Linked DNA regions of Homo sapiens: region 2 is linked to region 1. Evidence: read pairs that join two places in POLR2A ChIA-PET (ENCODE). Cell type or tissue: K562. All regions are shown on one strand.

Region 1 (4,000 bases):
GCTCAGAATAGATATTTCCTTTTGTTTTGTATCAAATATTAAAGAGAGTTTGACCTTCTTTGCAGGTCAGAAAATTAATTAGTTAACTCTGGATATTGAATATGCCACAAAGTAGACTAAAATACTTCAGATCATTTCTAGAATGAGGCAAGGCCTAAAGAAATAAATCCTCTAAATCGAGTGAGGTTGGCCAGAGATACCTAGCATTTTATGGTTGGCTGAAGATACCCAGCATTTTATTAACTCTTTATGACTTCTTTATCACGAGATTTGAGTCACCTGCTACTAAGACACATAAATAGATTGTTTGGTCAACACACAACATGTGGATTAAAGTATAACTTTCAGAGGCAGAGAATCCAAGGGGTAAAAATACCACATTTGCTCAGTATTCTACCACAGTGCGGTGGCACAAGGTGGCACTGTACCTGGATTGGTCTTATTTCTGTTTCCTAGTGTTGGGGGTAACTCTGGACTGCATTATGCTGGTGGGCCTATAGTTTGTCTTCAAGTTTTTTAAAAATCTCAGTCACTAAAAAAAAAAAAAAAAAAAAAAAAAAAAAAAAAAAAATCTGTAGTTCCAACATAGCTCTAATATCTACTTATGTGCCACAGTGAATTTCAGGCAAAATATGACCCCACGAAACAGACCTCCATTGTGACAGTACCTATTATAATTAAATACTCATTCTTGTGTAATCCATTTTAATAATAACTGTAGCCACCAATATATGTGTGAGGCAAAATGCTGGGCATTTTATTGCCATTATAACTGATAACAACAACCTTTCATGGTAGGTATTACTATCCCAATTTACAACCAAGAAAGTGACAGAGCTGATGATTGAAACCAGGTTTGTCTGGTTCCAAAGCCTAGGACTTCATAGCAGTCATTCAGATCGTGGCACCGTATTTGATAAAACTTTAGTTGCAAACTACTTATTCCTATTGTTCTTAATAAAAGCCCATTATACGCTTGACCAGGCATTTAAATGTTTGAAAGTAGTATAATGCAATACTGATTGGTTTGTCTTTTACATAAATGTAATACTGATTTATTTTTCCCCTTTAGCCACCAGCTAAGTACCTTCTTCCAGAGGTGACGGTGCTTGACTATGGAAAGAAATGTGTGGTCATTGATTTAGATGAAACATTGGTGCACAGTTCGTTTAAGGTAAATCAACATAAAAAAAAAATCCATGATCTTTGTGATTTGATAACAATTGTATTGGAAAAGGGAAAACAAAAAGGATGAAAGCTTATGGTGGTTAGTGTGTGACTTCACTCTTCATGTAGAAATCCCAGGAGCTGCTTATTAACCCAGGTGAACATTAACTAAAGTAGTTGAATATTAACATAATTAGTTTGGAAAGAAAACACTAAGCTACCAACATCACTGGGACCTCATTCTTAGGAGGTTTGCATTTTCCAATGCTGTAACCGCTGCAGAAATACTTTTCAGGTGGCACAAGGCACTCAGTGCCCCCAGGATACTGTTTATATTTGTCAAGATGACCAGAGTGCTATGTGTTTTATTGGGAGGGGGAGGGGAGTCTCTGTTGGAAACTGTCAAATGACCTGGTATCATGGAGATTTTCCCAGATTGATTTTTGAAAGATGTCCAACTCTGAAGAAGACTTCCAGACTTCAGGGCATCTGAACAGATTCAGCCATTTAATTTGAGCATCTTCATGACAAGAAGTGGCTGGGGTTTTTTGCAAGCTTCACAGCTAAATGAGTACCCACCTTCAGGACTTCCCTCCTGAAGGGTGTGGAGGTCAGACACTCTTCCTTCCTGTCACCTTCCCTGATCTCCATCTTCCTGCTGGAAAAACAGCAGAAACGGCCTCCATGCAGGAAGAGCTGTGGCGACACTGTTAAGAAATGAGTTAGTTAACCATTTTTTTTTGACGTGAAATAAATTGTATAAAAGAGGCAAATGATGAAAAGTTTGGAAATAGGAGATTGGTGTTTTGGGGAGAAGAAGCAGGTATTTAGGATTCTGGTCTTGTTTTCCTTGGATTATTTCTGGTAATGGGACTGCTCTATCATTGTACTGCATTCCTCTTTCCCCCACCAGCCTGGGACTCCCCTTCACTGAGAGACATGAAGGTCACCATCCATGATGGGGCATGTGTCTCACATGAACCATAGTCATTCCTTACAAGTTGTAGGAAGCAGAAGAGCTGTCAAATGTGCCCAAACACCTTTCTACCAGAAACATCCTTCTTTGTTCTTCTCACTAAACAGAGACCTTTCTGGTAGGACAAAGCCAGAAAATTGTCTTTGAGTCCTTTGAAGAGTGGAGAAGAGACCACACTGACCTCTAGCAGTGAGAAATTGCCTTGTTCTGGCTACTGGGGCATGCAGGGACCACCTCATTCCCTAGCACTTGAGGACCAGCCCCTTCCATAGTTGGTCCAGGGGATATGGTGACTTTGTGTCCCAGCTTAACCCTAGATAGCATTGGAAGCCATTTCTCCCCCATGGGCAAGTTGCTCAGGACTTTTCCAAGTCTCTGTGAAGGAAAGCCCTTCAGAGCAGGGGTCGGTTGCCATCACAGCATAGAGAACTCCCTCCCAAGCAACTGTGGGAGTGTAGGCAACACTGGCCAGATCACCTGATGTTACTGAGGATTCCTGGCTCCAAAGGCAAGGCCCTGGTAGCCCCCAGTGTCTCTAGCACCTGCTCGGAGAGCATTGATGCCACAAGCTAATGTGAATGGTGTTTCCTCATTTCTTCCCTCCCCTGGCCTGCCTACATTTGCAACCAGAATATTCTTTATGGTTTTTAAAGTTCTGGGCATTTCAAAGTCCTTTGAGAATCTGAAAGCTGTGAACCCTCTTCCCTTCGAAAATGTACATTTGTACAATGCATAGGTTCATGGATCCCAAGTGAAGAACCCTAGCTGTAGCAGAGTCTCCTTTATACCAGCAGGAGAGAGGAGAGTAAGGGTGGTGCTTGCTGTAAGCTGGGGAATGGTTTTTCTCTTTTTAATATACTCCGTGGAATGTGATTCCATAATCTAATGCCTTGGGAGAGTCTCTTCCTTCAGTCTTTCCTTTTGTTTTTTAGCATGATTCTGATTTTAGTTGTGCAATTATATGATATTAAACTCATCCTTGGCCTTCCAACTCTGGGAGTAAATAAACAGTGATCATAAGCTAAGTGCTTAGTAACGGTGCTATGACCTAGCATTGTCCATGTTTTTTTGTTTTGTTTTTTGTTTTTTGTTTTTTAGTTTATATATCAACAAAGAGGGTTTGTGTGTACTGTGATGGGCTTAAAAGCAGACTTCGGTTCAGAGTCTGACCAGATGCTGTACCCCTACCCCTGCCCAGAGGCCACCACACACACCTTCTCCTTCCTTCTGTCTCTCTTCTCTTGTCCAGGGGTTTGCAGGCTGATGATTCAGTTGGGCCTGTTCATTTAAGTAGTTTTGTACCTAATTTGTGGAATTCCATTGAGAACTGTGTGTAAGTTCATCATTGAGAACGTAATGACTGCTGAAGAATCATATTTGAATTTTAAATGTCATTAATATTGTCAAAGAGTTATTTAAAATATCCAGAAGTTTGTGGGTGTGCTGGATGTTGTGTTCCTTGGAGCGGAGCAGGCATAGGGTGGGCTGGCTCTGTACCCCCACCCAAGGCAGGAGCTGGTGCCAGGCTACCTGGGAGGGCCTGAAATCACTGATTCTCAGTACTGGACTGGGGCCATGGGCATGCATCAGACCCATCACAATAGCTAAGGAAGAGAGGAGAAACTGAGGTCCAAGGAGAGGAAGAGCCTGCCCAAGGGTGTGGCCTGCGGCCTCTGACTTTACCCCCACATGGCCTTGTTACTGTTTTGAGTCCGTGTGGCCATCTTCTCCTGCTGAGCAGCCCATCGCAGGGCAGCCGCCAGTTGTGGGTCCAAGTACAAATAGTTTTCCCTCAAGCAGCACTGTCCTCGGAGCCCATTACATGCTCAGCTCCTCCCCCTGGTGGCTAGCAGTGAT
Region 2 (4,000 bases), 320 kb before region 1:
TTTCTCCATCTCTGCTGCCATTCCCTAGGCCAGGCCACCATCATTTGTCACCTAGACCAGGTCACATCCCTGCATAACCTCCTCCCGCTGAGGAGCTCCCTTCCCCCTCAGAAGAAAATCCGGACACATGCTAAGGCCCACGAGAGCCTGTACAGTGGGGCTCCTGCCTCGCCAGCGCCACCCGCATACTGCATTCCCACCACCCTCAAACTTACCAGGCCTCTGCCTGCCTCAGGCCCTTTGCATATGCTGATACCTCATCTAGAAAGCACTTTGCCATGCTTTTCCCGTGGCCAGCTCTTCATTTTTTAGGTCTCAGCCTAAATGTTGCCTCCTCAAAGAACCATTCTCCCACTACCCTGTATTTCCTGACTCAGCTGCCTTTCTTTGTTTTGACACAGGGTCTCATTCTGTCACTTAGGCTGGAGTGCAGTGGTGTGATCATGGCTCACTGCAGCCTCGACTTTCCAGGCTCAAGTGATCCTCCCACCTCAGCCTCCCAAGTAGCTGGGACCACTGGTGTGTGCCACCACGCCTGGCTATTTAAAAAAAAAAATTTTTTTTTCTGGACACAGGGTTTCCCCATGTTGCCCAGGCTGGTCTTGAACTCCTAGGCTCAAGGAATCCTCCTGCCTCAGCCTCCCTAAGTGCTGGGATTACAGGCATGAGCCACCGTGCATGGCCTTAGCTGCCTATTTGATTCCTTCGTGACATCTAACAGAACGTGTTATTTCGTCTACTTGTTATTGTATTTACCTCTCTAGAATGGAAGCCCAGTGAGGGAAGGGATCTATTTTATCTTATTTGCTATTGATCCGCAACACCTGGCAGAGAACCTGGCCTATAGTGGATGCTTAGTAAATAGTAAATAGTTGAAAGAGCCCTTCTGGAAGAACACAAGGCTAGTTCCTTTGGCAAAAATTGGGCATCATATCAGAGCTTCTTCACTAGCAGATTCAGCAGAGCTATAAAATTAAAAGAAATGTGTTCTGTAATCCCTCTGGGAATTCCCCACGGGCAAGAGAGCATGATGTGTGATTTGCAGTGACATATCTATACCACGGTATGTTTGTAGTGACTACTTTTCAAAAGACAAGATGGAGGATATACAGCTGGTGAAAGAAAAGGTGTCGGCTTTGTTGAGAAGTCTTACTTTGTTGTCTTTCAAGTGAAAAGTGAGCTATTTTAGTCTAATGGTAATTTTTAACTATGTTGAAGCCATACACTTTGGGTCTCCATTGTGCTGGAAATCGTCACTACAGCTCCTCCCACCCCACACCCCTCAATGCATGCATATAGGAATATAGCTCATGCTATGGAAATCCACTGTTTGCACAGCCTGGACATTAGGTAATAGTTTCCCGGCTGAGGTGCCCAGCTGGCTTAACATGCCATTATTTACAGCTCTAAGGTTTATTTTCATTATTATATTTAAACGTCTCTGCAGAAGGAATGGAAGGCTAAGAGGGTGGGAGAGTAGAAGAGGAGAGGGAGAAGAGTCACTCCAGACGTCAGAACCAGACAGGCTCCTGAGACCGTGCAAACTGGGGGATTTCAGATTGCACACTTGGAGTCAGGGCAGCAGTTTGGCTCAGCAGGAGGGGAAAGGGGTGTTAGAGGAAAAGGCTCCTGCCCTCCAATGTTGTTTGACCCAGATCAACCCTACTCTTATGGGTATCAGCTTCTGGGTAAATACTCTTTTCAAAGAGGGCACCATGGCAGAACACATGTGAAAACCATCTAGTTTGAAGTATGTGTGAGAAAAACAACTAATTCACCCTTCTCACTGACCAGTGGAGAAGTCTGGCCTTATCTGTCTGTCTCAGGCTTCTTCTCCAAGGTTAACCCCAACGGGAAAGGAGAGGGGACTCATCAAAGGTTAGACCATGTCCTGAAGTGACCTGTTGAATTTGCAAAACTTCTTTTTCAGTGTTATGTTTTATTTTTGCAATTTGTGGGGGGAAAATGCATTCTAGGCTTCTGAAACCCTTTTTAGAAGAAAATCATGGTTTCCTCAAACTCTTCAAGCTTATTGAGTTTTCTTCTGTATTATCCTGTCCTATTGAAAACCTTGTGCAAAAGTATGTGTGGGGTGAGAGGTGTTTAAACACACCCGGTGGACAGTGTCTGGCTGGGGAGGAAACGTTAGCCTCTCTTTTCTTATCTTATGAGATAATTTAGGAAATCAAGTACAAGGCCCTTGCTGTGTGCACTTATACCTGGAGCCTTATTTAGGGGATGTTCTTGCAGATAGATGGGGAGAAGTCTTGCTGGGATCCTCTCTGGTTTTAAGGCATTTTTTTTCTCACTCCCAGTTGCCTGCCCATGTCTGGTTTAGCAGCTTTTAGAAACGTGGCTGGCATCCTTTTTTCTTTTCTCTGACAGCACCAGCCCCTTTATTTGAACTTCCTAGCTGTTTTCTGCCTCTTCTGACTAATTAACAGCAACTAAAAAAGAAAAATGAAACATAGAACACAAAAAATTCCAGGGTGAAAAAGGAGAATTTCTAGTCCTGGGGTGCAAAAGTCCCTAGAAGAGAGTTTTGAGCTGAAATGAAAAGTTGTGATTATAGAGAGACATGAAATGTGTCCCATAAAAGGCCACCTAGTCCCAGGCAGATCCAGGAAGAGCACTGGGCTGGGAGTCCCATGGGGCCAGGGCCTCACCAAGCAGTCAGCCCTGCTCAGTTATCACAGGGGTTGAACTGGATTGCCTAAATGATGCCTTTAGATGGATGGAACTGGAGTCCATTATCTTAAGTGAAACAACTCAGACACAGAAAGACAAATACCACATGTTCTCGTTTATAAGTGGGAGCTAAATAATGTGTCCACATAGAAGCAGATTGTGGGATGATGGACAATGGAGGGGTGGGGAAGTTGGAGCTGGGTGGATGATGGGAGGTTGCTTGTTGGGTGCAATGTGCATTGGCCCAGTGATGGATGCACCAAAGGCCCTGACTTTGCCATGACAGAATATATCAATGTGGCAAAACTGCACTTGTATCCCATGAATATATACCATGTTTTTAAAAATGTTGCCTTTGGGCAGAGGGGATAATTCTGCAAACTGCAGAGCCATGGAGTAAAAAAAACACCCAAGATAGCAGAACTTGTCATTTCTAGTTTTTCCACAGGACCATAAAGCAAAATTGGTGCCGGGTTTGTATTTAAAGGGAAACCAAGAGGGTTTTTTTATCCTTCCATGGTTTCAAAATCTGGAAGGACAATTTGTACAGACCCTGAGATAGAAGGATTCCTCAGCTTTAATTTCATGAACGATTTGCCTTTCATTGATTCTTGAGGATATGAATGTTTTAGAAAGCAACAGTGTATGCCTTGATTTTAAGAGGCAATGAGCCTTTTCCTTCCTTCGTTTAGGCATGGGGCTGAATGGAGCTGAAATTCCTGCACTCTTATAACGTGCCACATGAAGGGCAGTTTTGGATTCTGGGAAAACAGCCCATTGAAACAGAATTGGGAGGGAGAAACCTCTTACACTCAGGTCATGGTATTTATATGAATACAAAAAAAAATTTAAATACTGTGCTAGGTGCTGGGGGTTATAAACATGAATTACATGATTAGGGCCTCTGGAAACTTGTGTGGGGCTATAGAAGGAACACCAGTTCAGAAATGTCACTCCTGTCATCCAGACAGGATGCTTCACCATAGGGGCAGAGACCTTCTGCTAAGTCATACCGCATATCAAGAAATATATTGCTAGGCCAGGCACGGTGGCTCACGCGTGTAATCCCAGCAGTTTGGGAGGCTGAGACGGGCAGATCACTTGAGATCAGGAATTAGAGACCAGCCTGGCAACACGGGGAAACCCCATCTCTACTAAAAACACAAAAATTAGCGGGGCATGGTGGTACGTGCCTGTAATCCTAGCTACTCAGGAGGCTGAGGCACGAGACTTGAACCCAGGAGGTAGAGGTTGCAGTTAGCCAAGATCGTGCCACTGCACTCCAGCTTGGGCGACAGAACAAGACTCATCT

What was found. Peaks named below come from ENCODE experiments on the same cell type or tissue, not always from the same donor. Only the 100,000 strongest peaks of a DNase experiment are listed, where the experiment ranks them.
Region 2: POLR2A ChIA-PET joins it to region 1 with 7 read pairs; 1 of 35 experiments calls an interaction of 5 or more read pairs at or near these places.

What each region holds. Positions count from the first base shown.
Region 1 is chr3:37,963,499-37,967,498 of GRCh38, forward strand. It overlaps CTDSPL (CTD small phosphatase like), which reads left to right. Exons shown (of 8, transcript NM_001008392.2): 4 at 1,073-1,174. Among named protein-coding and RNA genes, the nearest start is that of MIR26A1, 3.9 kb to the right of the region's middle. In K562, a CTCF peak has its summit at 3,993 (motif pointing left); a DNase peak (open chromatin) is centred at 3,983; H3K27me3 peaks cover 417 bases.
Region 2 is chr3:37,641,562-37,645,561 of GRCh38, forward strand. The region is part of intron 16 of ITGA9 (integrin subunit alpha 9); the gene reads left to right. Among named protein-coding and RNA genes, the nearest start is that of ITGA9, 190 kb to the left of the region's middle. In K562, no CTCF peak of the experiment used is centred here; a DNase peak (open chromatin) is centred at 1,860; H3K27me3 peaks cover 841 bases.